Linked DNA regions of Homo sapiens: all the other regions are linked to region 1. A link is a loop called in an ENCODE intact Hi-C map of the cell type or tissue named here. Cell type or tissue: B cell. All regions are shown on one strand.

Region 1 (5,000 bases):
GGTGAGAGCACTGGATGGGGAGTCATGTTGCGGTCCGTGCTTTACCACTAACTACTGGGTGATCTTGGGCCACTGTTTAGCTGTGTGACCTCAGATGAGCCTCTTAACTGTTCTGGGCTTCTGCTTACTCTCCATTAAAACAGACCAATTAGAATTTAGCTCTCAAAGTTTGGTTGCAACTGTACAACACTACATCATCTCTATGGGTAGCCCCTGAAGCACTGTTTCCTTGGAGAGCAAGCCTACTAACTTGAAAAGGGCCCGCAACTAGAAAAAAAATGCTGGGTTGGACAAAGTTAAAGAGTCTTTTATTGCAGGACTTCTCAGAGCCTTTCATTTGCCAGTATGGATTGTAATTGGCCAAAAGGGTAATAGAGAGCTTGCACAATTTGCCATTCTTACTCTAACAGGGAAACCTTTACTGGTGGAACAGCTTTCAGAACTAACAATCCACTGAACACACTGGGAAAATCTGCTACTAGGCACACAGGACACTTATTAATGACCCCTTTTTTGCAGATGATGGAACAGAAAGGGTGTTCTAAGTCACAGAGCAGAGCCATGACAACTACCAGCCCAGAAATCATCCAAACCACAGTTACTGGCACGTGCACAAGGCTTTACATCTACAAAACATTTTTTACTTACGTGATCTCAATCTTTCTTAAAAACATACCTCTGGGGACACTCATTCCATTTTTGATAAAACATAGCCTGAAAGAGACGAACGAGTCTGCCCAGAGTCACTAAGGGATAGACCCATAATTTGGCTCTATCAGTTTCCCCTATGTCCTTGATGAAACATCAATCAATACATTATATTTTTATAGATAAACAACTGTGGCCACTATGCAGAGATCCCTGCAAGATGCCAAGGCTGATGCTATCTGCACCTGTTTTGCAGCCACCACCACTTCTGTCTGAAGCCCAAGCACCCTGCTCTGATTAAGGGGGGTTGGGGAGGGTGCTCTCAGAAATGCCCCTGGAGTAGAAGCCGCTCTGGAAACATCCAGGCTGTGAAGTGGGAGTAGATCTCTCCCAGTCGCCACACCCTCCTGACCATGCCAGGTACAACCCGCTAGGATGTACCCCCAGTGCCAGCTGTCATTATGCCGGGAGGAGGGGCTCCTCGGAGGATCCAGAGCAATGCTAGTTTAACTCACTCCCAATGAGCCCCGAGGAGCCCCAGGCTGGTGGGCTCTGACAGACTGAAACTGCATGGCCTTGGGGGAAGCTAGGGCTGCCAAACCCATTCAGCAGCTCCCGCCGGGTGTGCCGTGTCCCACGGTATGCGTGGGTGCGAGGGGTGAGCGCCGCGCCGGGGTGAGAGTCTGCGCTGGACACAGGAGGCTGTGCACGCCAACGGCCGTGCCAGGCGCGAGTGTGCCAGAGAAGTGTGTGAACGCGGGAACGCTTGTGTCGCCCTAGGGTGGTGACAGAAGTAGTGTCTGGAAAACGCTGGCTGAGAGCGCGTGCATCAGGCCACCGCAGGCTGCGAAGAAGCCGGGGCCCCTCACTCCAAGGGTCCCGGGAGTTGGCACCGACGCACTACTGCAAGCGCGCCCGCGCCCAGCCCTCTCCCACCGACGCGGCTCCCTCCGGTCCCTCTGCCGCCCGCTCGGCGGTGCCCGGTCCCTGGGCTGCCAGGCCGCGGCGGGGGCGCGGCGCGCGGGGCGCTCGTTGCTTACCTGCGGGCGGCCGAGGCTCCGCTGCTCTGGGCTGGGCTGCGCCGCGCTGGACTGGGCTGCGCTGGGCTGCGCGCCCGGCCTCCGCGCGGCTCGGCAGCGCCCGCGCGCTCGGCTCCGCCCGGCTCGGCTCCGCCCGGCGGTGCCCCAGGCGCTCGCTGGCGGCCCACGCGGCGCGGGGTGGGCGCGGGGCGGGCTGGCGGGCGGGCGCCGGCGGCGGGCGCGGCTCCGGGCCGCCCCGCGGCCGCTTGGAAGCTCCTTATTTGGGCAGTGATGTCAGGGGAAGTCGCAGGGGCCGGACCACCCACTTCTTTCCATTCACTCCCCAGAGTTTCCTGTCGCCGAGCACGGGGACCCCGCCGCCGGCCCGGGGCGCCTCTCCCGTCCGCTCGGCCTCACTGCTGGCCACCCCGGGATGCCTTCGCGGCCGGGGTCGCAGATGGGCCCGGGCGCGGCTGGCGGCTGCCAGGGGAGGGTCTCCTCGCCCGGGGAATCCCTGGCTGCCGGCGGCCGCGGGGAGGGTCTGCGCGCCGGCCTCCTCGGTGACAGGCCGTGTCACTCCGGGCGCCGCCCCTCCCTCCGCGCCCGCCCCGGCTCCGGCGCTGTCTTTTCCTCCTGGGCCCTCTAGGGAGGGCAGACAGGGAAGCCCCTGTCGCCGCCGCCGGGGCCCTGCCACTCTGCGCCACGCCTTGGTCGCACCCGGGCCCAGCGGGAGTCCATCGCCGTCCCCAAAGTGTGCGCTCCCCGCCTTCCCCCTGGGTGCCAGCCGGGCTCCGGGAAGCCCGCGCCTCCCCAGGCGGGAATCCGCTTTAATGAGCTCTGGGCGGGGCGGGCCTGCCAGGGCCTCCCTGGGCTCAGGCCTGGGGTGGGGGCGGGGGACACCCCGGGGCTTCCCAATGGCTTGACTTTACCAGAAGCTGCTGGATCTCGGGATTTGGGCCTGAGTCACTCTGGTCCTTGCTCTGGCCAGGATCAAGCACACTTGAGCCAGTTCCCAGCCAGGCCTCCACAGGTCTGCGGGAAGGCCAGGACCCTGAGATCTCTCTCCGTGATCTGTTATTTCACTGATGCCCACCAGAGGTTATTTGGCAGAGGTCAACCCTCTGCCACAGTGGAACCAGGGCTGGCCCTGGGTTTGGCTGACTCCAGGAACAGCCTCAGGAGGAGACAATGGAGCTGGGGGTCGGGGGTGTAGAGTGGGGTTAAGCCAGGACTAGAGTGAGGTAAGTTAAGTGCCTAGGATGCAGAATTTAACCAAGCACTCCCTTTCAGGGTCATGAAAGTTTGAGGCCCCACAGGGGAACTAAGCACTATGCTGACCCAAGTTTCCAGGGGGATCCTTGGAGGCTCCAGGTTTCCTCTGGCTCCAAAGTCATGCCCTCAACTTCTCTAGGCCCAAAGGGCGGATTAGTGACCTTGGGCATTTGTGTGCCTTTATACAACAGCCTCTGATAGAGCTGCCACCCTTCCTCCAAAGCCAGATCAGAGCAAATAGACTCCTCCCAGACCCCCAGCTTTAATGGAGGGAACCCCCACCTTCTAAGAGGCACTACATTCCTAGGGGCAGAGAGGAGGAAGCTATGGCTCCAGGGCTTGCAGAGAGTCAAGGCAGGTGTGATTGCAGCTGGACATGGGTCTGCACACTCACGTACACGATTGCAAACCCACTGACCAGCTGCCAAGCTGCCCAGCTGTTCTGTGGATCACCACCACCCCAGTCTCTCTCAACTTCCATCAGCTCCCAGGGCCCAATCCCAGCTCTAATTGGGTCATCCTCCTTCTGACAAAGCCCCAAAGGGAAGGACCACACTTCCTGATCTGGCATGCAAGGCCCCACGGACCAGCTGCATCTCCCAGAGCTCAGCCCATCCTGCCATTTGCCCAGCCACCACCCCCAACACGCACCACTTTGCACCAGTTTCCACTTCTTGAGGTCTTCATACAGGCTTTCCCTTTGAAATGTCTTCTCCACCCCCTCCAGCTGTCCTTCACACCCTGAATCCAAGCCTGCCCTTGATACAGGTCCTTCTCTTGAGCAGGGCAACTGGGGTGGGGTGCCCCCTGGGACAGATTCCTGCTCCTCACTCCACTCCTGCCCTGCCCCCACTGTCCTGCTTCCCGTTTTCTGTCTGAAAGCAACTCCAGGCAGAGGAGGTGGGTGCCTTGTTATAATTCATATGCCCTGAGGGGTGACTTTCTATCATTCACACACACAGGCTCAGATGACAGCCTTGCTCCTGCCCCAAGTTGAATGACATCCTCCTCCCCTTTGAGAGGTGGCCTGGCCTCAAGGGACCCTCCCAATGGATTTGGTCACCTTCCATGATGCCACAGGCAACTCAATAGTTCCTGCCTCTACAGACTTGCCCATCACCTCACATTGAAGTCAGTTATTGGGGGCCTCCTCTTCCTCAGACTGGGAGCTTCAGGGAACTTTCCATCTTGATCCCTCTCCCCTCCCAGGACTGATAAGTTTACAAATGTTTGTTAAGTGAATGAATGGTCCTGAGGGGCAAATCCTAAGACAAACTAACCAGAGGACGGGGGAGAATTTACCCAACCCAGAACAGTGGCTGATGTCCTAGGGTCCCTGGCTGGGGGCTGGGATGAAAGGCGGGGTTCTCAGCTAGACTGGCTTGAATGCTCAGGAGACTGGGATGGCTTGGGATTTGTCTCCTCCTTTCTCTTGACAAACTCCTCTGCAGCCATCAGGGAGCCTGGGATATCCCCATGCCAACCCCCCAAAACACGGAGTCCTGAGCTGGCCCTAATGAGGTGGAGGGGAAGGATGAAGGAAAATGCAATTTGTCAAGCCCTTTCATTGTACCAGACACAGTCAGACTGGATGCCCCTGAGCCTTCCAAGCCATGCAGGCCTTTCCAGCGGTAGTCATTCCCCAGGCCAGGAGTGTCAGCTGGGGAGCCCTCACCTAGCTCCTCCCACAACCATCTGTCCCCACTTCAAGACTCAGCCCCCACCTCAGTTCTGGTGCCAATTCTCACTGGAAGCCAGAAGGTCTTCAGGACTCCAGCCTCAGAGCTCAGAGAAAGAAGGTGGGGGCAGACAGCCCTGCTTCGAGGCTACCAGCCTGACCTCGACTCTACTCTGTGAGCCCCCACCTGCAGACCAGGCCTCCACCAGTCTGCAGAAAGGCAGAGTTGAGGTGCAGGACACCTTTCCCACCATGTATCTGAAAGGCAGGTGGTACCAGGTGCCAGTTCCTTCCTATCAGCCCCATCCCCTGCAAGTAACTGGGCCAGGTCTTGAGAAAGTCCCAGTACTTGGCCCTGGGGGCCTTCCCACATTCCTGCATTC
Region 2 (5,000 bases), 230 kb after region 1:
AGCTTTACGTGGCTGGAATATCAAAAGGCAGGAGTTGTGGAGTCACTGACAATAACATCATCCACCTTCTCAATGTCCCCGACACTGCCACCTCATTACCCAAAAGCCACTGCCATTCCAGACCTACGCAGAGTCTGAAGGGCAGCACCCCCTTCTCCTTGGGACTGGAGGGACACCTTGCCTCAACTCTCCTGCAGGGCCTGAGGTTAAACTCTCCTGTATTCCACCATCAAAGGACAGCATGGGGGACTCTAGCCCTTTTAATGGGCTGCCAAGAGCAAAAATTCACGCATTCTAGAGTATGAAAGCCCGGCAGGGTGGGCCTTCATTTCCCATATGTTAGTGTGTATCGATGGAGAGGGTAGGGAGCCCTGTGGGGAATGAGGGCACCCATTGTCCCCTGCAGAGCAGTTGTGGATGGAGCTCCTGTAGGAATAACGGACTCTGATTACCACGGTGACACTCCCAAGGTGATGGCTCTGGATAGGGTTTGCAGTCTCCTTTATACTCATCACTCCCATCTAATCCTCACAAGAACCCTGCTCCCCACTTAATGAACAAAGAAGCAGGCCTAGAAAGGCAAGTGGCTTGCCCGGAATTAACAATAATAGTTTAACCATAATAACATTGCCCCATCTGCTCACCATCCAATGAACAACTCAAGTGACAGCACAGTGGTTAAGAGAACAGATTCTGAAACAGATGTACCTGGTTCAAATCCTGGCTCGGCCAATGACTAGCTTTGTGCCACTGGGCATGTGATTCAATTACCCTGTGCCTCAGTTTCCTTGTCTGTAAAATGGGGATGATGATAGTCCCTACCTCATGGGTTGCTGTGTGGTTTAAATAAATTTTCACATGTAAATTACTTAGAACCAAGCCTGGAATGCTCAGTCAGCACTCCTTAAGTGCTGGCTGCTTTGGTGCAGGCTCTGAGCACAGAGACAACCAAACATAGCACCTGCCTCCAAGGTACTTACAGCCTAAAGGGAGAAACAGAAAAGTGAACAAGAGCTAGGGTAGAAAAGATGCTCGGGGCACAAATGAGGGACCTGGAATCCAGGAAGGGCCTGATTCCTGGGCCAAGTGACAACTGGGTTGAGTTCTGAAGAGCCACAGTACAGGCACTGTGACAGCCCTTATTTATGTTTTCCAGCTTTTATTGTAGATTCATGTGCAGGTTTGTTACCTGGGATTATTGTGTGATGCTGAGGTTTGGGAGATGAATGATCCATGGCCCTTTTTATATAGTTTGTCATTTAATCCTTGGACCATTTTACAAATGAGGAGCCTGAGGCTCAGAGAAGTTAAGCAGCTTCCCCCGGAAAACCAACTTGGTAAGTGGTGGAGCTGGGATTCAAGCCCACATTTGTCTGATTCCAGAATCTTACTCCAAGTCTGGGCAAGGCGTGGGCTGGCCAGGCAGCTGCCTGAAGGGCAATTGTCTATAACCCTGGGGTCAGGGGGATGAGAAATGTGAGGCCTGTTAACCCAGGTCTCTGGGCAAGCTTCCTTATATAACCTGCACATTGTCAACGCTCCACTCAGGCAGCTCTCCCATTCCTTACTACATAATTATTAGATAATGCATAAGGGAGAGGTTTGAATGACTAGCCTGCCTGGGAGGCTGCCTCTCTACGGTCCTGCTTCCACCACACGGGAGCCCTGAAACGAGCAGGCCAGCTGGAGAGGTGGCCAACACATTCCTCACCCAGAGGCTCCGGGCTCCCCAGATGGCCACTGCCACCTGACCACACAGAGTCACTTTGCCAGAAGGACTGCCCTGCTTTAGGCCTGATCTGATCTTTTTCCAGGAAACTCGTCTGGTGTAAGATTTATGTGTCCAAACTTGCCAGCCTTCCCCTTTCACCCTGGACTAACAGGGACAAGAATTCTAATCAATGTGCAGGAACACAGAAAAAAAACAGGGAAACAGCAGGCAGGCCCAACCCCAAAAGCCCCAAACTTATTTCCCAATTTTGGGTTGCACATGTATTTCTACTCACATAAGACAGTTTGCATCCAACTGGGGGGAATTTTGAGTTTCAATTAAACTTTGCTAAAATACAAAACTCATTTCCCCTTAACTGTGCTTCCTGACAATGAAGTGGTGGTGTCACGGGGCAGAAGGGCTGATGGTGTGGGTTACCACAGCAAGGTCCATGCTGCAAAGACGGGCTGCCCCTCCTGCTCTGGGAGTCAACGCTTCCTGGGTCCACCAGGCCCAGCATTTCCACAGGCTGTCATCGGTGTGTCCCCAGCACAGCACCTAGCTAGATCTCAGCAAATGATTTGAATGTGTGGGGCTCCCTCCAGGTAAGAAAGGAACCCCTGCTCACGGCACTCCCCAGAAGTCCTTGGTAACTCACTTTCTCTTTCTGTTCTGAACATCCATTCGGGCTGGTTTAAAGCACAGCTCGCTCAAGAGGCAGCCCTCCAGAGGAGATCGGGGTTAATTACGTTTACTGACAGCTGTCTTCTTTCTCCTACAGTCACTTCTTCCCATGTCCTGATTTCATTGCTTGTGAAAAGAGATGGCCTTCCAATGGGAAAAGGCAAGGAGTAAAACTCACGAGAGAAAGCGTCCTGGAGATTTTAAGGAGAAAGGCACATCGGTTCTGCCAGCACAAGAGCTGCCTGTTTCCCTATCAGATATCAACACTCATTTAGTGCAAGGGTGAATATCACCTTTCTATTGAAAAGAAATAGAGTACCCTAGGAAAATAGCTTGCATCAAAACAAGAGAAAAGTAGGTTCTGAACCAGAACTAAAATATTTGGACACCGAAGCTGTGACTACTGATGCAAAGCCATTAACCCATAAAAACAAACATTCAAACAAGACACTGCATAGCTCTCTTTAAATGAGTCCAAACACCAGAGCTTTATCTTAAAACAAATAAACAACAACAACAAAAAATTCCTTTCCCCATCCCATCTCCACCCACCCACTAGGAGTAAAACATATTGCTAGCTCTGAGACTTTTCTAAGAACTTGGTCAGAGACACTGAGCGGCTGGTCAATATATTTCTTACAAATGGGGCTTTGAGAGCGGAACTAGCAGCTGGGTGCCAAGAACACAGTGGCTCTGCTCACATCTCACATATGCCCAGACGCTCTGAACCACAGCCTACCACTGCTGCCACAGGTTCAAGTTCTGAAACCCAAAGAGAGCACAGAGAAGGCAGGAAGAGAAGAAAAAAAGACCCAGATGTTGCAAATCAGAATAAGTGCTGAGTGAGGCAGTATCATGACATGGCAACGATAAATGTTGAACGTTGGCTCTCCTCTTGTCAGCTGACCCCTCTGCTCTGGGACCCTTCACACTGTGACTCCAGTTAAATCAACCAGCTGTGCCTCCAAGAAAGGCAGCATGGGTCAGTGTGGCTGCCTGGACTCTGCTGCTGACAGCTGCAGAGAGAAACTCAAACCAGCCACATAGCCTGGCCCACCTTATAGTCTGAACGTGCCCAGCCAAAAAGAAGAAAAGAAAACAGCTCAAAAAACAGCAAAGGCTGGGTACGGTGGCTCATGCCTGTAATCCCAGAACTTTGGGAGGTTGAGGCGAGCAGATTGCTTGAGCTCAGGAGTTCAAGACCAGCCAGGGCAACATGGTGAAACCCTATCTCTAAAAAAAAAAATGCAAAAATTAGCTAGGGGTGGTGGCACACATCTGTAGTCCCAGCTACTCGGGAGGCTGAGGCAGGAGGACAGCTAGTGCCCGCAAGGTTGAGGCTGTAGCGAGCCATGTTCGTGCAACTGCACTCTAGCGTGGGTGACAAAGCAAGATCTCGTCTCAAAAAAAAAAAAAAAAAAAACAGAAAAGCAAAAAACCCACAGCTGAGAAGCCTCTGGCTCAAACCCACATACAGAAGCTTGTCGGCTGCTGTGTGTACACATACCAGCCACCATGATCCTGGCCTTCTCTGACCATTGGTCTGTAAGGAAATAAGGTGATAAGTGGGAACTGGGCTCTGAACCCTGGAACTGAGAAGTCAGGCTGCTGCAAAACTCTCCAGGATATTAATCCCTCTCTCTGCCCAGTGGTTTTCAACTGGGGGCAGTTTAGCCCCCCTAGGGAACACTCATCAATGTCTGAAGACATTTTTGGTTGTCACATCTGGGGGTCAGGGGGTTGCTATCGCTACCTAGTGGGCCCTGGTAGAGGCCAGGTTTGCTACTATACCTCCTACAATGCCCAGGACAGCTCTCACAACAAGGAATCATCTGGCCCAAAATGTCAATGGTGCCAAGGCTGAGAAACCCTGCTCTAGAGCCTAAGAGTGCTGGGCTCAAATTCTAACATCACTGCTGACTAGCCCAGGGGCCTTTGTATAACTTACTTCACCTGTCAGAGCCTCAGGTTTATATATATGTGTGTGTGTATGTGTTTGTGTGTGTGTATATAGATATACATATATATTTATATTCATATATACATATTTTTATATATTATATATTTATATATTAAATATGCATATTTATATATAATACATTATATAACATATAATATATATTATATATGAATATGAAAAAATTATATATTATATATTATATATGAATATGCATATATAATATTTATTTTTTATATATATATATATAAATTGTCTTTCTGAGACGAAGTCTCACTCTGTTGCACAGGCCAGAGTGCAGTGGCATGATCTCAGCTCACTGCAACCTCCACCTACTGGGTTCAAGTGATTCTCCTGCCTCAACCTCCTGAGTAGCTAGGATTACAGACACTCGCCACCACACCAAGTGCAGGGATTACAGGCATGAGCCACCATGCCCAGCCTATTTTATATATTTAACAAAACTTATGTAGCAGTTTCTAAGTACCAGGCACTATTCAAAGCAGTTCATACATATTAACTCATTTAATCTTCCTAATCACCCTATGCTGTAGTGTTAACCTGACCTCCCCACTTTACAGATGAGAAAACTGAGGTGAAGGGAAATTAAGTAAATTGTCCAAGATGACCCAGCTAGTAAGAGGAGGA
Region 3 (5,000 bases), 88 kb before region 1:
GAAGGCGTCCAAGACAATGTTAAGGTTCTGAGTGTGAAGGGCTGGGTGTGTCATCTGAGATCTGGATGTGGAAGGAGATGCTGTTGGTGGGAAGTGGAAGGCTTGGTTTGCACATGCTAAGTGTGAGGTGTGAATTTCCCAGGCAAAAATGCTCAGGAGGCATCAAAACCAGTGTCTGCAGTTCAGGGGTGAGGTCCTGGCTGGAGACCCAGATGTAGCAATGTCGGCACAGAGATGAGGCCTGGGGCTAAGGAGATGGGTGACACTACCAAGGGAGAATGCTCAAGGCAAGAGGAAGTGAGTCTCACTGATCAGGTATGGGAGCTGCCATCACACCTGTAGCAGGTAGACTGCTGGGCAGCGTACCCTTCCTCTCCACTTGTCTGGGTCTCGCCCACCCTCTGGGCCCGGCCCCACCCACTCCGGGAAGCCCTCTCTAGCTATTCCATCCCCCAGGCATCCTTCCTTTGCTGTGAGCTTCTCAGCTCTGGCCATCCCCACCTTAGCAGTGGGTCTTGTGTTGCCACCTTGGTGTAGTCCCCAAGCACCTTGAGGGCAGGATGACAGTTAACCCCCATGGGACACTGCATTTTCTGACACAGAGCACCCAAAAGGCACTGATTAAGTAGATCCTCCTCCCTGATGAATTAATAAATTGATCAGTCACTGAAATGGAGGTCAAGAAAGAAATTAAGGCAAGTTTAATTAGAGATTAAAAGACTCATATAGCATCTACTCTTTTGTGTCTGGCTTACTGATTCATGATGAACTAGGTCTACATGTATCAACATGGATGCACGTCAAAAACACTGTTGAGTAAACATAACAAGTTACAGATGTATGTTAAACCAATTTGAATAGTCATGAGCACTATATCTACCAAATATTTCAGGTTCTCCCAAGCACACGGTAGGAATGCACTTCTCTACTCCCATGGAGCTAGGTGAGGCCATGTGACTTGCTTTGGCCATTTAAATGTGAGCAGAAGCTTCTGGGTGGAACCATTGTTTTCTTCTTCCTCTCTCAGCCTCTACTGGCCTGGATCTAAGGAACAGAGCTCCATAGCAGATCCTTCTCAAATGTGTACAGGAGTGAAATACATATGTTTGTTGTATTAAAAAAGAAAGAAAAAAAAGGAAGAACTGAGTCTAAGGCAAAACTGTGGGATTGCAGAGGAGTGTGCCCAGTGATTCTGGGTGTGGGCACTCTTGGCAATTTGGGGGAACAAGAGGTTGTAAGGCTGGTGGAATGGAAGGTCAGCATCTCTGGCCTCGTCCCTGAAATGCCAGTTATGTGGCAACCAAAATGCCCTCCCCCTCCTTCACCATTTCCAAACACTCTGCGGGGTGATGCCAGCCCCAAGAGAACCATGAATGTAGAAGAATCACCAGAAGTGAGAGTGGGAGGCATGGTCCCAGCTTGAGATAGCCAGGCTGGGGGAGGAAAGGATCTGACACTATAATCAGTTCCATACGTGCTCAAATTGCATGTGACAAGTTGAAAGGGAGAGGATACCTTCCATATCTGACAGAACAGATGGGACTGTCCCAGACAGAGATTGACAAAATGGATATACTAGTAGTAAAATGCACCAATGTCCATTTTTTGAGCAGCTATGAATTATAGCCTTCATATGGGGTCTCACAAGGTCCTCTGAAAATCCCACATGTTATTTTCCCCCTTTTACAAATGTTATTCTCCCCCTTTTACAGATAAAGAAACTGAGGGCGGGAGAGCTGGGGGGCTAGTCTCAGGCAGAACAGAGGTAAGTGGGGCAGAGATGACAGAACTCAACCGAGAGGATTCTGAAGCAGAGCAGGTGGGACTAAGTGAAGACCTGGAAGGAGGTGGAGAGGGAGTAGGACCCATACCAGCTGGAGGAAGAGAAGAGGACTTGTGGGTGATGTTCCCCCTCCTTCAGCCATTGCAGACCGTGTAGGTAGAGACATCCAGCAGGGAGCTGGGCACGGAGTGGCTCCTGCCAGCTGCCTTTCTGGAGGCTCAGGCTTCCTGAGGTCTCAGAGCACCTGCCTCTCAGGGAAGATGCGAACCTCCCCGGGCACACACAGACTGCTGCTGGGGCAAGCTCCTGGGACACCAGGAAACACTCAGCAGCCCTCAGAGACCACAGAGAACCTCTGAAGCAAGAAGGAAGAGGGCCAGTCGCTGTGAGCAGGCGCTTCATCAATCCTGCCTCTGTGTGGCCTCTAAGGGATCCAGTGGCATGAGAACACAGAGACACACGAGGGCGCTCTAACCAAACAGCAGGAGGACCCGCGTCCCTCCCCACACGGAAAGAGGGTTGGCATTTTCAAAGACCTTTGGTTCAGTGTTTTTTCAACGCAGCTGCTATTGGTATTTTAGGCAGTAGGTTTCAGGGGCATTTGCTACCCCTGGCCCCCTTCCCATCATTGACTACCCTGCTGCCCACATTTCCAAGCACCCTCTCTCCTGAGAGCCCCTGCTGGTCAGTGCCACCAGAAGATGCCAACTGGTGGCCCTGGGGAGGGTGGCAGTCTCTGTTGTCCCCCAACCTTATGGAGGACTCCCGTGCCTCCCACGCTGACCCTGTGAGTTAGGCGCTTGCAGGTGCTAGAGGATCAGAGGCCCCCAGTGACAGCCATGTTGGCCCCAGCTCATGGGGACTGTCCTGCACAGGAAGCGCATTTTCCTCTACGTTGTTGTCCTTCAGGGCTGTGCAGGACCAGGCCACCCTGATCACACCAGGGACACAGACACAGGACCCTGAGACAGAACGCCATGGGACCTGCTCACAGACACCCAAATCCCAGGAAGCAAACATGTGGCCACACAAAACACAGCTGGCACAAAACTTCCACAAAGCACGTCTGAAACACGGCACCCTTCCAGAGCCCAGACAGTCCCTGAAGCTGTGAGCTCTGAAACGTTTAGACCATTCGTTTCCCAAAGTCAAGCATCAAAGGTGAATAACTATGAATGAGATTCAAAATATTCACCAACCATTGAGCCCTGGGCCCCAGCCAGTCAGGATAGGGACCAGTGGAAACACCTGGTGCATACAGTGTGCAGTCAGCCCTGCAAACAGCCTAGTCGGCTGAGCCCAAGTGCCCCATGGGAAACCAGACATGCCAAGATGGCCATTGGGCAGTACAGAGATGACTTTTGGAGAATACATGTCAAGAGAGACAGAAGTCTGGACATTTGCTGGGATACTGGGATGGCAACTCCAATGCAGGAACTAGAAACCTGGCCAGGATCTGAGAAAATGAGGGGCTGGAGAAAGACCCAGACCTCTCCAGATCCTCAACAAATACCCAGCATCACCCATCCCCACCAAGAAGCCCCACGGCATTCTTAAACAGAGGGGCCTGAGAGTCCCAGGAAGGTGATGTCTGCTGAAAGGCATCGCTGGGACCACAGGGCACCTGTGGGCAGAGCCCTTGCCAACTGAGCCACTGCTGCCCGTGAACACCAATGGGCACCAGCTCTTATTCCACGGAAGCAGACGATGGAAACCAAACATGAGTCTTACCCTCCTTCGAAGATTTTGATCCTCGCCGGCTCCCCTCTCTGGGAGGCAGGAGCATCCTCCTCCGGCTCCCCTCTCCTCTCTTCTTCCTTCTCCACTCTAGCTAGATCTTTCTGGCCTTCCGGGGAAACCAGTGAAGGGAGGTGAACCTGGCCCACCGCAGGAATGACAAAATCATTGCTGGTTAAAAGTGCATCCTCAGTCACGAATGCAATGCTAATAATCATGCCTTACACAGTACTGCACAAGTACACATATGCAATCTTCACACTCCCCCATGAAGAGGTGCTATTAGCTCCACTTTACAGAATTAAGGAAACTGATCCCCAGAGAGAATTCCCTTATCCAAGGCCATGCCATTAGTTGGTGTTACAGCTGGAACCCTGTCTCTTTCATGTTAACCTCCCATAAGACCTGTGTTTGTTCTCTGTCTTTTACACTAGTCTGGGAACTCCTGGGGACAGGTCCTCATCTTGGTCTCCTTGGGCACCCCAGAACCCCATACAGGGCCTGTCTCAGAGAAGAGGCTTAAATAATGTTGAACACATGAACAAGGCTCCACTCTGCCTTTGGAGATGAACTGGTCCAGTTCTTGTTTATAGATCAGAAAGCTAAGGTCACCCAGCGAGTTAAGGGCAGAGCTGGGAGCAGAGCACAGGTCTCTTGCTTCCAGGATCTTGGCCCTCCTGAGCTAGTACCAAAGGCCAGGAGCTGGGCTGAGGACCCTGACCAGCAGGACGTCCCCAATTCCACCATAGAGACAGGCACAGAGAGGCTGTGCAGGCTCTGGGCTGTTAGTCCTGCAGGACCCACGCTCTTTACAGAGCCACACCTCAGTGATGAGAGCTAGCTTAAGGGGAGAGCTGGCATTGGCTTTGTGCTTCCTGGACATCTTCCACTATCCCAAGAACACGTCCTGTAAACACTGCAGTGTTGTCAGGGGTGGGTGCACTTTTGCCTAGGGAGCAGAAATGCTGTGCTTAGGGGCTGGGAGTGAGAATTTCCTCCTACTTCATGCCACTGTCATTAAGGTCATGAAAAACCATGCTGTTTCCATCCAGTGAATGAAGCAACCACATTTCCTGATGCTGGGGCAATCTAAGAACGGCAGTCCCCTTTGCCAGCCACCACACCTGCCCCCACAAGGACAGCATGGGGCTAGGTAGAAAGGTGACTGGCTGGGAATCAGGGAGTCTGAGTTCCAGCACCAGATAGGCCATGGCACACTGGGCTGCCGTTTGGTGGATGACTTCACCTCTCTGGGCCTCAGAGTCTGAGGGGATTTAGACCATCTTGAAGATCAATTCCAGGGCAACTTCTGTGACTCAGTGACCACCAAATAATCTCTTCAGATTTGGAGGAGGGGAGTGGAAACCGAGCAAGAATCTGGACTGCTGCTTTGGCAGAAGGCAGCTAGTTTTCTGCAATACCCTTGGGTTTCCAGAGCCTACCATTTCCACTGCACCCCGGCCTGAGATCTAGACTGTCC
Region 4 (5,000 bases), 140 kb after region 1:
TACCTGCCTACCTAAACTCCCTCCCTCCCTTTCGTCTACATTATCTGGCCCTGAACCATGACTGTGCAGAGAACAAACTACAATTAATGCTATCTTTTACCCACAAGGAGCTACAATTACTAAGTGGAGTTAAATAAAGTCACAAAGGACTTAAAAGCAGGTACGATGAAGGGAGGTCAGAAGACAGGCAGTGTAACCGTGGGCTTATTAGGGCCCAGAAAAGAAGAAGATGCAAGGCTTTTTGCTGAAGGACCCTCTGTGCTGAGCCTGGAAGGAAGAGAGGTCCCTGCAGGAAGAGATTAAGTGAAGATATTATTAAGGTTGAGGGAGTAGCAAAGGGATAGCATAAGAGCAACATCCCCCTCCCTTGCCCCAGGTAATTCCTCCCTTCAATCTGGTCTCCCTTCTTCCCTTTCCAAGGTTCCTCAAGGCCATGCCACCTAGGCTGATGGGTTTTCTTATCTCTCTACTCCCTCCTGCACCCAGCCCTAGGTTGAGTTAATTGGGAATACTAATCATTTGAGAAGAGCTACTAAGACCTGAGAATGCCCCCCAGGTAGTAGTTCCAGCCTTGGTAATTTTAAGACTCTTACAAGAAATTACTGATACTTTTAGCATCTGTTGATTGAGAAAATACACATGTGAAAATAGATATCAGTTCTCCTTATAATAATGCCCCTAGGGAATCAGCTGGGCATGGCAGCATGCGCCTGTAGTCCCAGCTACTCGGGAGGCTGAGGCAGGAGAATGTGTGAACCCGGGAGGCGGAGCTTGCAGTGAGCCGAGATCTCGCCACTGCACTCCGGCCTGGGGCACAGAGTGAGACTCCATCTGAAAAAAATAAAATAAGATAAAAAAAAAATGCCCCTAGGGGTCCAGGAGCAGGTTGAATCCACCAAAAACCACTGATGAGAGGAAATAATCAGCCAATGAAACAGACCCATGCTTTTAGAAGGGCCTTCGTTGCTTTGACCCCAAAAGACAATGAGGGAATTGCAGGATCTGAAGCTGGTATGTCAAGGAGTGGGGGGCAGGGGAGAGGCATACCCTTGGCCCACAGGTCCTACTGGGACACCACTATCCAGCTGCTCTGGGAGAGAAGCAAGGTGTCCAAATGTAAATGCCATGGCGGCTGGGCCTGGCTTGCCTAGCCACAAGTTCAAACTCTGCTCAATGCTGGACTGGTATCATGTCCCTGCCAGTTTAGAAAGCATCTAAGGCAGTTTGGAAAAGCAGTAGACTAGAAACCACTAGTTAAGTAACTTTCAGACTCAGCTACTACCTAGCTTTGGGAGTTTTTCCAAGCTTTTTGTTTTTGTTTTTGGAGACAGAGTCTTGCTCTGTTGCTCAGGCTGGTGTGCAGTGGCGCCATCTCAGCTCACTGCAGTCTCAACTTCCTGGGCTCAAGAGATCCTCCCGACTCAGCCTCCCGAGTAGTTGGGGCCACAGGCATGTGTCACCACACCTGGCTAACTTTTTATTTTTCATAGAGATGGGGGTCTCCTGATATTGCCCAGGCTAGTCTCAAACTCCTGGGCTCAAGCAGTCCTCCTACCTCAGCCTCCTAAAATGCTGGGATTACTGGCATGAACCATTGCACCTGGCCCCAAGCTTTTTTCTTTTTTTGGCTTTCATCTTCAATAAAAAGGTGATGGAGGGTGGGAATAGGAGAGGAATGCTGAACTTGCTCTCCAAGGCATTGCCAAAGTGCCAACATCCTGAGCAAATGATTCTAGTCGACTTACTGTTTCTGAGCCTCAGGCTTCTTACCTGTAAAATGGGAATGACATGTAACAATTAAATGAGATACAAGTTGTGAAAATGACAGTCACATAGCAAGTATCAATTAACATGGGTTTTTCTCTCTTCCTCCCTTCTGTCCTTACAATGACAGATGGTTCTTTCTTCCCAGTCCCATCCCCCTGCTCTTACTGAGTTGCTAATTTGACCTCTGAGTATAAAATGTGTCCACTTTTAGTGACATGAAGCTAGTCCTCCCAGAGAGAGGCATTGCCAAAGTGAGTATGATGACTTCAAACACGCTCAGAAACCCTAGGAAGCAGCTGGCAGGGTGCCCCCACTCCCTGCCCCTGGCAATGCTGGGTTCCTCTTTGGCATTTGTACAGAAGGGAACTGGCCCAAGGCAGAAGGATGGGCCTAGGCTGGTGAGGCCACCTCCCTCCAGGCCTGGCCAAAGCCAAGGCAGGCACAGACAGCAACAACCACCCATTTTGCAACAAACAGGAAACCAGTTTACCAGCCTCAAAAATAGAACAGACAAAAACCCCAAAATATGAGGCTCTGACAGTGGGGCAGCTCAGCTTTCTCACATGGCTTCCTGACAGGCTGCGGAGTATGTGTTGTTATTGTTGCTTTAAATTTCACAGGCGAAAAAGTCTTGCAATGTCTTTATAAAGGTGACCAGCCTCTGGGGCCCAAGACCAGCAGGCAGCCCAGCCAATCATGCTTCCTGCACTGCCAAGGCCCCACCTTCTCAGTCTCTGATCCAGCTACTAATGACCCCAACTGCAAGGGCCACAGAAGCCTTGATTCCTGTCATGTCCTAACAGGATTGGCCCTGACATGTCTGCAAAGTGAGTCTTCCACACCCCAGCATTGCTTTTCCTGTGGCCCCTCACCTGGTGCCATGCCACTCACCCCAAAACTGCTTCCATAGGTACCCAGAGGCCCCACTGGGCCACATGGTCCAAGAGCCACACTGACAATAGGCCTGCAGACATTCCCTCCACGTGAAGCTGGACTCATGCTGTCCCCTCTGCCAAGAACAGTGTTCCTTGCCTGGTACACTCTCCTCAGAAGCAATCATACTGGAATGACATGGTTAGAACAGCAATGTTGCTAAGGACTATGTCACACAAACTCCCCTTGTTGAGGGATCACGGGGAAAATGTATCTTAGGTCTTAGCCCCAGGGAAAGCTGTGCACATCCTGGGCACTGGGTGCATTTTTAATCCTCTGGACATGATGACTAAGAACCGCCTATCGATTATGTTCCCTTTTTGTCTTCATTGTTAGGAAGCACAGTGCCAAACCTGTTCATCACCTCTAGCAGGTTTATGTCCTAACCTGTCCATGGCTTTATTTTAGTTTCTCCTCTTATTTTCCCTTGCATATTATTTCTTTATTAAATTTATTTTACCTTAATGTAGAATGTATATGATCTCAAATCTTTATTTGGAATAAAGTGAGGTATACATAAATAACTGAGCAAACAGCTCCTACTTACTCTGTAAAACCCACTTCGAATGTCCCCACCTCCGATTTCTGCCTAACGACTCCACAAAGGTGGGCTTCCCTCCCCAGTGGTCCCACAGCCCCTGCCTGTACCTGCCTGGATTCACACTCACCCACAGTTCTGTATTTTACTGTTTTCATGGCTCTCCCCACCAACCGACAGAAGGTTCCTGTGTGAAAGCTAAAAGCCCGCCCTCTGCCAAAATCTGCCCAGTGCTGCAGGCACACGGGCTTGTTTAATCCTCAAGACAAACCTGCCAGATAAGGCTGGCTGTGCCCATTTTACAGCTGAAGCAACTGGAGCTAGCCACCACCAGGTGCTCATTCAAGGTCATGTACTATTGAGTGGCAGAACTGATACAGAAGGCTTATCTCCCTAAGGTCACCCAAGACATGAAAAAGAGTTTTTATGTGAAAGAGAGAAAAGGAGAGAGAGGGAAGGGATTTAGATTTCCTTAGATTATCAAATCATTCACTGCAGATGTCAAAGTCATCTGCATCACTGGAACCATTTAAAATATGGCTTGATTCATAACAATTTATCCTCTACGACTATCTAGAAAAATCTACATGTATTTAATTGTGGCAGACTCATGCTGACCCTCCAATAGGCTGGTCAGAGCAAGTGGATTAGAGGAGTTACTCACATGCTAGATTGTTTTAGAGCATCTCCTATCCTCACTCCCTCACCCACTGTGTATACACACATTTTTAAATCCTGGTAAGTAGTTACAGGAAAAAAAATATATACTCAGAAGACAAGAGCTAATTCTGCAAGAAGCTTCTAGGAGAAAACAAAGCCTACTTTCCCGGTAGGCAAGTGCACATGACCCATGAGGCCAATCATTACCCTGGCTTTACAGTGTACAGACAATTAAACTACATGAAATGGCCGGGCGCGGTGGCTCACACCTGTAATCTCAGCACTTTGGGAGGCTGAGGCGGGCACATCGCCTGAGGTCAGAAGTTCGAGACCAGCCTGGCCAACATGGGGAAACCCCATCTCTACTGAAAATACAAAAATTAGCCAAGCTTGGTGGTGCGTGCCTATAATCCCAGCTACTCGGGAGACTGAGGCAGGAGAATTGCTTGAACCCAGGAGGCGGAAGTTGCCAGGAGCCGAGATTATGCCACTGCATTCTAGCCTAGGCAACAGAGTAAGACTCCCTCTCAAGACAAATTTAAAAATAAAAAATCAACTACATGAAACAATTTTTAATATTCCAATTGAGAACCCACTTGGCCTGAGGCCTTTAAATCAAAGTGGCCACTGGTATCTACACGTGCCCTTCCATGGAATGAGGAAGGCAGGACAACAGAGGCTGCTAGGGTCTGGGTTCAAATGGCCTTGGGCAAGCTGGGGGCTCTCCCTCTGCCCCTCGTTTACATGCGTGTGCGTGGGAGATGATAATGACACCACCTCTTAGGGTTGCAGTGAGGACGAAGCTGGCACAGGGATAATGTTGAATAAATCACTGCATCCCAGGCAAGAGGATACGTGACCAAGAGCTGGAGTCCTCTTTGTAGACCTTGTGTTCTTCCATTTTAAAATGAGAACAAGAGCCAGAGAGAAGGGAATAAGGCATAAGCTATGAATGGACGGGAAGGAGAAAGATTTCTGACCCACCTCTTCACAAAAGCAGCCCTTCCATCCTGATGGAGAGCACCTCTTTTGGGGGTCTGATTTGTGTCTCTCAGGCCACCTTACGCCTTGTGTTCTGTGTGTGTGTGTACACGTGCACGCA
Region 5 (5,000 bases), 89 kb after region 1:
TGCCACAAATGAGGGCTGCTTGCTGCCCACACAAAGATGATCTGCCCCCAGTCAATATACACTTGTCTCTCTCTTGTCCACCCTGTTAGAGACAGAACAAGGGGTCTCTATTTTCAGTCATGACAGGGATTCCTTCTAACCCTCCAATAGGCTGCAGACAGTGAATGTCACCCACTAGAAGGTATAAAGGCATAAAAAGGTATGATGGGTGTAAAAAGAGGTTTGTTTGAAATTTGTGACTTCACACTTGGCACTCCTGGTAGGGATGGGTCACCCTCTGGCATCCATGACCATTTACCCATGAGCCCCTCTCACTTCCCCTGGGTGGGTTTCAGCAAAGGCAAAAAATGCATATGATTCCTGACCTGAGGGTTTCTTCCAGGATTCAAAGGCTCTCTGGACTCTCTGAAACCTTAGAAAAAATTGTGTGTGTGTGTGTGTGTGTGTGTGTGATGGAGAGACAGAGAGAAGGAGACAGAGAGAATGAGAATAATTCTAGAGAGAGGGCCTGTAGCTGTCAAGCTGTCAACATAGTTTCACTGAGGCTCCTTCATTCCTAAGAAAATTTAGAAATGCTATGACAAAGGGTTTTCCCTGTGAAATGTCATTACATAGATCAGCCGTGTGCTCTCTGGCGCGAAATCCTCCCATCCCCTCACCCCACGGAACAGAGCTCACCTGGGGCTCACATAGCCCTAACTAATTTGGTCTTCATTAGCTATGTGATCTTGGATAAGACATCTCGCTTTCTAGCCCCTGTTCTTCCCATCTGCAAAACAAATAAGTTGGACTTGTGAGTGGCTTCAGCATGTGCTCTACGGAGCTCCGGGGGCACAGGGGAGAGTGGTGTGGCCTTGGGGGTGAAATGTATGTGGGGGTCACCTCTGTCCAACAACAGCAGCTCTAGCTCTCACAGAATCTGCATGAAATGTTACATGAGCAAATGGCTCTGTAGCCTAAAGCCAAAATTGAAACAAAACCCTGGCCCAGTTGATCACTTGGAACCTTTCTGGCTTGTGAGGTCTGAGCCCTGAGCAGCACCAAGCTGCTCTGGTTCTGTAATCCTTAGAGGCGGTGGAGCCTCCTGGTTAAGAGTCAGAACCTGGGTGGAATCTTGGCTCTGCCACTCATTAAGCGCCATGACCTTAAGCACGTTGCCTAAAACTCTCTAGCCTGCTTCCTCTTCTACAAACTGCACACACCTACCCCACAGGGTCTCTGTAATGATTAAACAAATTAATAAACCTACAACACCTCGCCAGATCCACAGCAAGCACTTGTAAGTGTTAGCAGCTATCTTCTGTCACAACTTCTAACATGAGTCCACAAACATGGAATTCATCAACAAATGGCAGCTGAATAAACGAGGGAGTGAAGGAATGAATGACTGGAGTCCAAAATTCCATTAGTTGATTCTCTAAGTGAGCCCACTCAAAGCATTAATCCAAGGCTTCCTAAGCTCCAGTGTGTGCATCATCTGGGAACCTTGTTACAAGGCAGAATCAGATTCTGCAGGTCTGGGCTGGGGCTGGGCCTTGGCATTTCCAGGTTCCAAGGCGAGGCCATTGCTGCTGGACTGAGTAGCCGGGCCTTGGTTCATTGCCACTCATATTCATTAGCTTGTAGGCTTCCCACCTGCAGTTACCAAACCACTCAAGACCCTTGAAAATCTCTGTAGATTGGGCACTCTTTATCACCTACTGAGCTACCAAGCCCAGTGCACTTTTTTTTTTTTTTGACACGCGTCTCGCTCTGTCGCCCAGGCTGGAGTGCAATGGTGCGATCTCAGCTCACTGCAACCTCTGCCTCCTGGATTCAAGTGATTCTCCTGCCTCAGCCTCCCAAGTAGCTGGGATTACAGGTGTGTAGGATTACAGGTATGCACCACCACGCCTGGCTAATTTTGTATTTTTAGTAGTGATGGGGTTTCACCATGTTGGTCAGGCTGGTCTGGAACTTCTGACTTCAAGTGATCCATCCATCTCGGCCTCCCAAAGTGCTGGGATTACAGGTGTGAGACACCGCACCGCACCCGGCCCCCAGTGCACCCTTGGACTAGGTTCGTAAGAACGGACATGGGCATCCGTGTTAAACCCGAAGTTCATGTCTAGGCTCTACCATGCAATGACCGGCCAAGTCCCTGGTTTCTCTGGGGCTCAGCATCCTCACTTGTAAAGCAAGATCAGCAACACCCTCCCTGCCCAGCCCATAGAACTGCTCTGAGGATAAAAAGTGACAACAGATGGGACCATCCAGGGGCCAGAGGTCGTGATTAACTGGCAGGCTTTATTTCCAACTTCTCCTCTTCACCCTTTGAATTCATCCCGAGGGAAACTGACACACATTTTTTTTTTTTTTTTTTTTGCATAATGGCATGCAAGGGAAGAGGAGAGGAAGTCAGCCTGCTAAATTTAGCAGATGCTTACGCCCCCTCACCCAGGGCTCAGCCCACGCATTTCACCATGAGTAGGTGCCTTTCTATATTTAACTTCTGCCTGCACCTTCCCCTTGAGCTCTGACACCAAAAACCCCAGGAGGATGTGGTGAGGAGGGAAGGGAAGTTCACGAAATGAGCAGGGTTGACATCACATGAGGCCCCACCTGCACCTTCAGGTGTGCGTTCTTCAACCTTTCCCCTGTCCTTCTCTTGGAGCTTAAGACTCACCCAGCCAAAGTGTGACCAGAGATGCTACTGCCCTTTGGGACAACAGCACTCAGTGGTGGGCAAGGGACCATGAAAAGCCCAACAGAAGTCATGGCGAGGCAGGAGAGTGTCTAATGCTTCCCATAGGCACAGCACTAGGCCCATCTGCACAAGTGACCAAAGTGAATCCACACAAAAGCATCACACAGATGGTATCATACTCAGGCTGCCGATGAGCAAGTGGGGGCCCCAAGAGAGGGAGTTGTCCAAAGCCTGTGATGGGTGGAGGGTCCAAAGCCTGTGGTGGGTGGAGGATCCAGGCCTGTTCTCCAACATGACCCTGTCCATATCACATTTGTCTTCTCACTCCACCTTCTTTATAGAAGACTGCTGGGGAGGTGATGGGTTCAAGTCTTACCTATGTCATCACTCAGGGGTGTGACTTTGAGTTAGTCCCTCTCCTTCTCTGGTTCCTCACTGCACAACAAGTCCACTGGACTGCCTTTCTGTTTGATTTCCGAAAATCTTCTTGATGACATCAGAATCCAACGATCAGAGGAAGTGAGAATGAATCCGGATGACTGACTTTCAAAACCACAGGGTGACCTCTGTGCTGCACCTCCCTGGTCAGCACACATGGAGTCTGTGGCAGTCACCCACGGAGGCTCCGCAATAGCTCCTCACCCTTCTGGGGAGCCCTCACTGAATGCCTCTGTGCCAAGCAGCTCAGCAGGCTCTGGGTGGACTGAGATGAACCAGGGGCCTAGACCAGGGTCCACCTCCAAAGAGGGGAAAAAGACCAGGGAAGACTGCGGCTCTGACTGTGATGTGGTCAGCACGGCGATGGAGCTCCCATGGGGCACAGGGGCTGGTGCCTAACCCAGCCTAGGGGGCTGAGGGAAAGACCCAGTGGGAGGCAGACAAAATACATCCAACACTCCAGGCCAGCAGTTCTCAAAGTATGGTTCCTGAACCCGGAGCATCAGCGTCATCTGGGAACTTGTTAAAAATGCAAATCCCTGGGCCTGTCCCAGACCGACAGAACCAGCAGTCTGTGTTTGAACAAGCCCAGGCCCTCCAGGTGATTCTGAGGCACTCTCAGTTTGAGAACCCTTGGCTTAGGGCAGGCCTTAGAAGACAGCAAAACCTTGAACTCTGACCTCTCTGGGTTCTATTCAAAGCTTGGCTAGGAAAAGTAACAATTCAGGAAAGTGTTCTAAATAATCTGGCGTCCCTTCTCTCCGCTGGACAATCTCAGTGCTCACTTTACAAAGTGTTAGGCTCAGGGAAAGATCCACATCTGAGTCTGGCTACTAGCCTGGCTGCTGCTCCACTGGCTACATCGCTGGGCACTGCCTTTGGGTTTTATTGAGCGTGTTTACAACCACAGAAAGACTGTCTCTGAGTTGCTGTAAAGCGGTTGTATTCTATCAAGTTACACAAAACTCCTTCTGTAAAAACTCACGTGAGAACAGTGGCAGGTAACTTGGCAAAGACTTTCTAAAAATGACAAGACCCAGCATTGGTGGGAGTGTAGGGAAAAAGACACAGTCACACATTTCTGGTAAGTATGGAAATTGATACTGCCTTTCTGGAGAAATACCTGTCAAAAGTGTTTTTTTAATGTGCATCCCCTTGACCTAGCAATTCAATCTTAGAAATTAATCCTAAGGAAATAATCATGACTGTGTATGAGTAATTCACTCCAAGGATATTCATGTTAGCATTGTTTGTTTTAAAAATTGGAAGCAATGGGCCGGGCACGGTGGCTCACGCCTGTAATCCCAGCACTTTGGACTTTGGGAGGCCGAGGTAGGAGGATCACTTGAGGTCAGGAGTTCAAGACCAGCCTGGCCAACATGGTGAAATCCCGTCTCTACTAAAAATACAAAAATTATCCGGGTGTGGTGGCATGTGCCTGTAATCCCAACTACTTGGAAGGCTGAGGCAGGAGAATCACTTGAACTCGGGAGGCGGAGGTTGCAGTGAGCCGAGATCACGTCATCGCACTCCAGCCTGGGACACAGGAGAGAAACGCCGTCTCAAAAATAAATAAATAAATAAATAAATAAATAAATAAATAAAAATAGAAAACAATGGAAGCGTTTCTAATGAGGGGCTGTTTACTAGGTGGCCGTTCATTTTCATTCATTCAGGTATTTATTGAGCAGGCATCATGTGCCAGGCAGTGTATTAGACATTAGGCATACAGCAGCCGGTGAATGAATGAACAAAATCTCTGTCCTCTGGGAGGGGAGACAACCAGGGAACCAGTAAGCAAGTGCAATATCCGTTGTGGGTCAGCGGGTGGTGGGGGTAAGAGGAGAAGGCAGCAAAGGCAATGCTGGAGGTGAGT
Region 6 (5,000 bases), 64 kb after region 1:
CGGGTAATGGACAGGGGCAGCTCCACGTCAGTGAGACGTGATGCATTAAGATGCTGATACCATGGAAAAAACTGGGAGGTGTGAGCCCCTCCCCAGCCATCACACACAGGCCAAACATCTGGTCTGCACTAAGGGCACCTGCCAAATCTCGCCTGAGGCCATGAACTCCAGCCCAGGTGAGACGGTTCTGTTCCTTTGCAAGGGTGGCCCCTAGGCCTGGACAAGGCTGAGGTGAGAGTCCGGCTGGGGCTCAGCAGAAGCCTGTGAATGACTCCGGTTGTGCTCTCACACCAAGACAAAGAATAGCACTGGCATCTCCCACCTGAAGTTTCACAATGGTCTACTTAGCCTTTCTCACCCACAATCCCACACCAACTCAGGGAAGAAAGACCAGCTGTTTGTTTTCCTACTTGGCAGAGGAGGAAACTGAGGTTCAGAGTGGTCAAGTGACCTGCCCAGAGTCATACAGCAAGTGAATGAGAAAGGCAGAATTGAAACCCAAGACTCAACACTTTTTACCATCTTTGAATGAAACAGCTGACCCTAAGCAGGATGGGCACATAAGAGGCACCTCTCATGCTGTGAATGGCATCCCTGAATCAAGAACGCTTCGGGACATGCAGACATGCAGCTGGGCCCCTAACTGGTTGCCACTTATCAGCCGATGTCTCCTCACTCCTGCCACAAGCCTCTCCCAGTCACAGGGACAAGGGAATGATGGTTCCTTACAAGGAATAGCTGTCAAGAGGCAAGAGAACAGACATCTCTTTTTCCTGAATTATGTTAGAGCCCAGGAGGGATGTTCAATCTTCAAGGGCATGTGCGGACCTACCTAATGCAACAGCAATGGAATAACTAAGAATTCCCAGGACTTCCCACCTCCCAAAGCCCAAACTATTGTCTGTGCTGATGGTAACTGCTCGCTCCAAGATGAATGGGCAGAAGCTGGGATGAAAGGCCCAGACACATAGGACTGATAAAGCAAACAGGTTCAGTGTCCAGCATCCGTATGGAAACTCCATAAGAGGCAAGGGCCAACAGTCCTCTGTCCCTTCCTCCAGTGACCCCCAAAAGACAGGCAGGCACTATCAGATCTCCAGGATAGGCTCAACAATACTGGAAAACAGGTGTATTGTCCCCATTTTGCAGATGAGGACATAGTGGCTCAGAGAGATGAGTTGACCAGTCCCAGGGTCATTTTAAGACCCAAGCTGCATTACTTTTGGAAGCCTCCCCGACATTCTATAAAATTTATCCCTTGCTGAATGTAATATTTTGCTGGAAAACAACTATACATTTAAAAGATAATTTTGTTTTTGAAGTGATTTTCAGTGAGTAACCTGTAGTATGAATGATATGCTCTGATTTCTCAGCAGTCATTGTCTGCAATCAGGAACCTTGGCAAGGTGAGGCATGCTAACCCCCAAAAGGAGGGCTGTTTCTATAAAAACTAAATCATACAATTCATTATGCTTGAGTATATTAACTAAATATTAATTTTGATGAGCAGTTTTCATATTTTGAAACCAAACCTTTTTCTTTTCATGTCTCAAGCATTTTCATGAGCCCTCGAGAAGCCACATGGGCCCATGGTGTCTCCCGGGTAAATCAAACCCGGGATGGACCTGAGATTTGAACACAGGTCTACTTCCAAAACCAGGGCTCCTTCCTCAATGTCTGGCTGCCTCCAAGAGTCAAGGCACCATCTCTAAGTTGTAACAGGGAAACTACCAAATAGAACCAGCAGGCAAGCAGGCATGAAGGGGGCTGGAAGTGAGGCCCTTTGAGAAGCTGTTACAGATTTTGTAGATGTTTGATCATAAACAGCCATGGCAGTGGGTGACGTTTACACACCCGCTCATGTTAAGTCCCACAGTTACCTCCTTTTGAGCGTGGAGGGGTTAGGAAACTCCCAGTGTCACATAGATAGCAAGTGGCCTCACCACGATTTGAACTGGGGGAGTTGTGCTCTGGAGTCCAAAATCTTAACTGCTCTGGGATACTGGGACACTGGAGCAGAAGGATTTGGGGCAAGTCTGGAGAGGCCCAAGTGCAATACTGAGACATCTAGAACAATAGGAGAGAGGAGATCAGTTCTTTTGGGGAAGGTCAAAGATAGAGGACAGGTGTGGAGGCTGGCAGGTCTCAGCTGACTAGAGAGAAGAACTTTCTTAAAAAAGGCAGAGCTGTCGAACAATGGAGGGCTGCCCTACCCTGAGTGTTGAGTGCCTGGTGGCTGGCAGTCTGCAGGGAAAATGATGCCTCTGTGCTGGGCATGGGGGCAGGGGCTCTTGCTGTGGTAGAGGGCTGTACATATGGACTCCAGAGGGCGTAAGTGATAATCCTCTCTTCCTTTCTCAGAACCACCTTTCTACAGGCTTTGGTGTCTCAGCGCGGGAGGCACAGATGGCGAGGTCTGCCTTTGGCCAGGTGTGGGCGCCCAGTGTTGGGGGAGAAGACTGCAGGCACAGAAGACTGAACTCACAGGCAGGTCCGGAGATGCAGAGCTGGTGTTCACTGGGTTTTTCTATGTGCTAGTTACTGGAGCTTCACGTGTGTCATCTCCTTCTCTCCTCACACTCTCTGAGGGTGGACTTCCTCCCATCTCATAGATGAGAAAGAGCCTGGGGCCCAGAGAGGCTAAGCAGGGAACCTGGGGCTGCTTGGGATCCTAGGGCGATCTGACAGCCACCTCAGCTTCCCCACCACGAGGGATGAAGCCGGGAGGCAGCCCCTTCCTGTGCCTGACCCCTACCAGCTGGGAAATGTGGCCCAGGCAGGCAAGGCCTCTGGGGATCCCAAAGTGGCAGCAGGCAGTGGGAGCTGAGCAGAGAGGAGTAGGGGTGGGCTGGGGGGACACTGCCAGACGGAAATGAAAGTGGCCTTGAGAAAAAGGAACGAGGGAAGAAAAGCAGAAACTAAAACAAGTGACAAAGAAAACGAGAGTGTCCAGAGGAAGTGGCTGAGGGGCGCGGCGCCGCCGGAGGAATCCCCCGCAGACCGGTGTTTCCTCTCTTCTCAGAGGCCTCGGGGTGGAGGACTAGCTGACCAACTGCTCCGTCACTTTGGGCCAGAGGCAGCCCGGGTGACTTTGGCAAGCATGGCCTCATCCCGCCAGCCTAGGAAGGAGCACCAGACACAGAGCCCCAAGCCCTGGGCTGGAGTCGTAGTCAGCTACTTCCTGCTGGGTCATTCTGGGACATTTATTAGACCTCTCTAGTACCCAGTTTCCTATCTATAAAATGGGTATAACCATCCTGAGCCCACCACACTGCTGGAAGGATCTCCTGAGCAAATGCCCTCATCCAGGGCCTGACGGGTGCATGTTGGGGTAGGTGGGCTGTGCACACAGCGGCAGGGTGCACCTTCAGGATACCTGGGGAACAGACAGGGAGAGTATCCACCATCTTATTGTTGAACAAGAATGCATCAACGCTTGCTGGTCCTTAATCACCCTAGGCTTTGTCAGGCCTGGGAACAAAGGGCTGAATAAGGGCCAGTCTATTCCCAATTACAGACTCTGCATGCAACTCCAGTTCCTTATCCCAGCTCTCCTACTTGGTAGCTGTGCAACCTTGAGCAAGTGACTTGACCTCTCTGAGTATCTTTCTTCACCCATAAAGCTAGAACAATAAGCATATCTGTCTTCTAGGTTGCAAGGAATAAATGAGACCACACTCAATCCAAAGCCAGGCACAAATTCCTCAGCCCCAGCCCAGGGAGTGCCCAGCCTAGAGGGGAGCTGGAGTCCAAGGACATGAGCAGGCTGTAATGATAGACGGCACCCAGGCCTGGGGCACTCAGTGCTGGGCAGGGGATGCGGGGCTGGTTCTGCCAAGGCGACAGAGCAGGGGGAGTAAGGGGGGGTGAAATGTAATCCCAAGGGGACAGCATGAGCAAATGTGCAGGGGAGGGGCCAAAGGCGATATGCTTGGGATCTGCAGAGGGTGGATGAGGCCAGACTTGTTCTCAATCTACAGCCCCACTGACAGTTCTCAGACTGGCCCTGGAAGTGATACGGGCATGCCACTGGGGATGCTACAGTCAGCTCTTAATGCAGGGCTGGCTTCTAGGGTCAGCTTCTACAGCCAGACTTGCCTAGGCTGCAGTTTGTCTCCAGACAGACACGGGAATTCCCCCAAGGGGTGGGCATGGTTCTTGTGAACTGCTGTGGCCTGGGACTGGGCTTAGAGTACAGGCAGCTGCTGCGGTGAAGGTGTCAGAAGGCACAGGCTAGGGTCCCAGAGAGGTTTAGGAGGGGGTTTCTCTGCTGGGTGTTTGCTCAGTGCTGGATGGTGGGTGCTGAGGGCCTCATTTGCATAGGGAGAGCAGCTGCTGTCCCAGCCACACTGCTGCCCACAATCTCCACGTGGCTGCAATCTCGCTCTCAGTCACCATCTCCCACATGGACTAGGGGTTACCCAGGCTGCCTTGGCCACGTGCTTCCCCCAACACACAGCCATCCAGGAACAACCAGAAATCAGACTACTGTCTCCGCCACCCTCAGGGGTTCCATTCAGGGAGTCCACCTCCCAAGGTGGCTGTGGGAATAAAACGAGATCCTGGGGGAAGCAGAGAGCCCAGTGCACAGGGGTGATCAGTAACCGGCAGCCCCTTTCCCTGCCTTTCCCTCTACTTCCAACATTATGTTGTGAAGAACAGGGCAGACCTGGGCCCATGCTATCTCTCACCCTGGCTCTGTGACTTGAGGCAACTCACTCCAACTCTGTAAATCAACTGCTCATCTGCAAAACTGGCAAGAAACTGAGAAGGCACTGGTTCTCAGATTGGCAAAGCTCATCGTCACTGCCTCACTCCCTCAACTCTATGTCCAGGGACCACGGGTTTCCCAGGGTTCCCAAACTTGCTGTTGGCAAAGGGCCTGATATCCGTCACTGACCTTTTTATTCTGAATGGGTCCCCGTTGACTTTAAAGCTGGAATATTCTTAGAGGAATTCTAAACTCCTCCTTTCCAACTCCCTACTCATTTTACAGAAGG

The links. Peaks named below come from ENCODE experiments on the same cell type or tissue, not always from the same donor. Only the 100,000 strongest peaks of a DNase experiment are listed, where the experiment ranks them.
Region 2: it touches region 1 in a loop (2.1-fold over the local background); 6 of 110 quality-filtered maps call a loop at or near these places.
Region 3: it touches region 1 in a loop (3-fold over the local background); 15 of 110 quality-filtered maps call a loop at or near these places.
Region 4: it touches region 1 in a loop (3-fold over the local background); 7 of 110 quality-filtered maps call a loop at or near these places.
Region 5: it touches region 1 in a loop (13-fold over the local background); 8 of 110 quality-filtered maps call a loop at or near these places.
Region 6: a loop joins it to region 1, with 6 times the contacts of the local background. A loop is called at or near these places in 13 of 110 quality-filtered maps.

Annotation. Positions count from the first base shown.
Region 1 is chr1:41,660,446-41,665,445 of GRCh38, forward strand. The region is part of intron 2 of HIVEP3 (HIVEP zinc finger 3); the gene reads right to left. Among named protein-coding and RNA genes, the nearest start is that of EDN2, 180 kb to the left of the region's middle. RefSeq lists a silencer at 1,658-2,537. In B cell, no CTCF peak of the experiment used is centred here; DNase peaks (open chromatin) are centred at 1,426, 1,986, 2,276 and 3,166; H3K4me3 peaks cover 1,977 bases; H3K27ac peaks cover 2,358 bases.
Region 2 is chr1:41,889,325-41,894,324 of GRCh38, forward strand. All of the region lies in intron 1 of HIVEP3 (HIVEP zinc finger 3), which reads right to left. Among named protein-coding and RNA genes, the nearest start is that of HIVEP3, 27 kb to the right of the region's middle. RefSeq lists an enhancer at 2,133-2,432. In B cell, a CTCF peak has its summit at 2,416; a DNase peak (open chromatin) is centred at 2,367; H3K4me3 peaks cover 1,179 bases; H3K27ac peaks cover 1,337 bases.
Region 3 is chr1:41,572,030-41,577,029 of GRCh38, forward strand. HIVEP3 (HIVEP zinc finger 3) reads right to left here. Exons shown (of 9, transcript NM_024503.5): 5 at 3,515-3,660. Among named protein-coding and RNA genes, the nearest start is that of EDN2, 90 kb to the left of the region's middle. In B cell, CTCF peaks have their summits at 2,260 and 2,460; a DNase peak (open chromatin) is centred at 2,252.
Region 4 is chr1:41,800,910-41,805,909 of GRCh38, forward strand. The region is part of intron 1 of HIVEP3 (HIVEP zinc finger 3); the gene reads right to left. Among named protein-coding and RNA genes, the nearest start is that of HIVEP3, 120 kb to the right of the region's middle. RefSeq lists an enhancer at 3,577-3,636. In B cell, no CTCF peak of the experiment used is centred here; DNase peaks (open chromatin) are centred at 2,202 and 3,442; H3K4me3 peaks cover 1,375 bases; H3K27ac peaks cover 2,051 bases.
Region 5 is chr1:41,748,981-41,753,980 of GRCh38, forward strand. All of the region lies in intron 1 of HIVEP3 (HIVEP zinc finger 3), which reads right to left. Among named protein-coding and RNA genes, the nearest start is that of HIVEP3, 170 kb to the right of the region's middle. RefSeq lists enhancers at 1,471-1,600, 2,871-3,030, 3,391-3,580. In B cell, no CTCF peak of the experiment used is centred here; DNase peaks (open chromatin) are centred at 1,312, 2,511, 3,191, 3,641 and 1 weaker place; H3K4me3 peaks cover 403 bases; H3K27ac peaks cover 804 bases.
Region 6 is chr1:41,724,624-41,729,623 of GRCh38, forward strand. All of the region lies in intron 1 of HIVEP3 (HIVEP zinc finger 3), which reads right to left. Among named protein-coding and RNA genes, the nearest start is that of HIVEP3, 190 kb to the right of the region's middle. RefSeq lists an enhancer at 3,734-3,803. In B cell, CTCF peaks have their summits at 2,326 (motif pointing right) and 2,530; DNase peaks (open chromatin) are centred at 1,858, 2,488, 2,928 and 4,238; H3K4me3 peaks cover 2,012 bases; H3K27ac peaks cover 3,350 bases.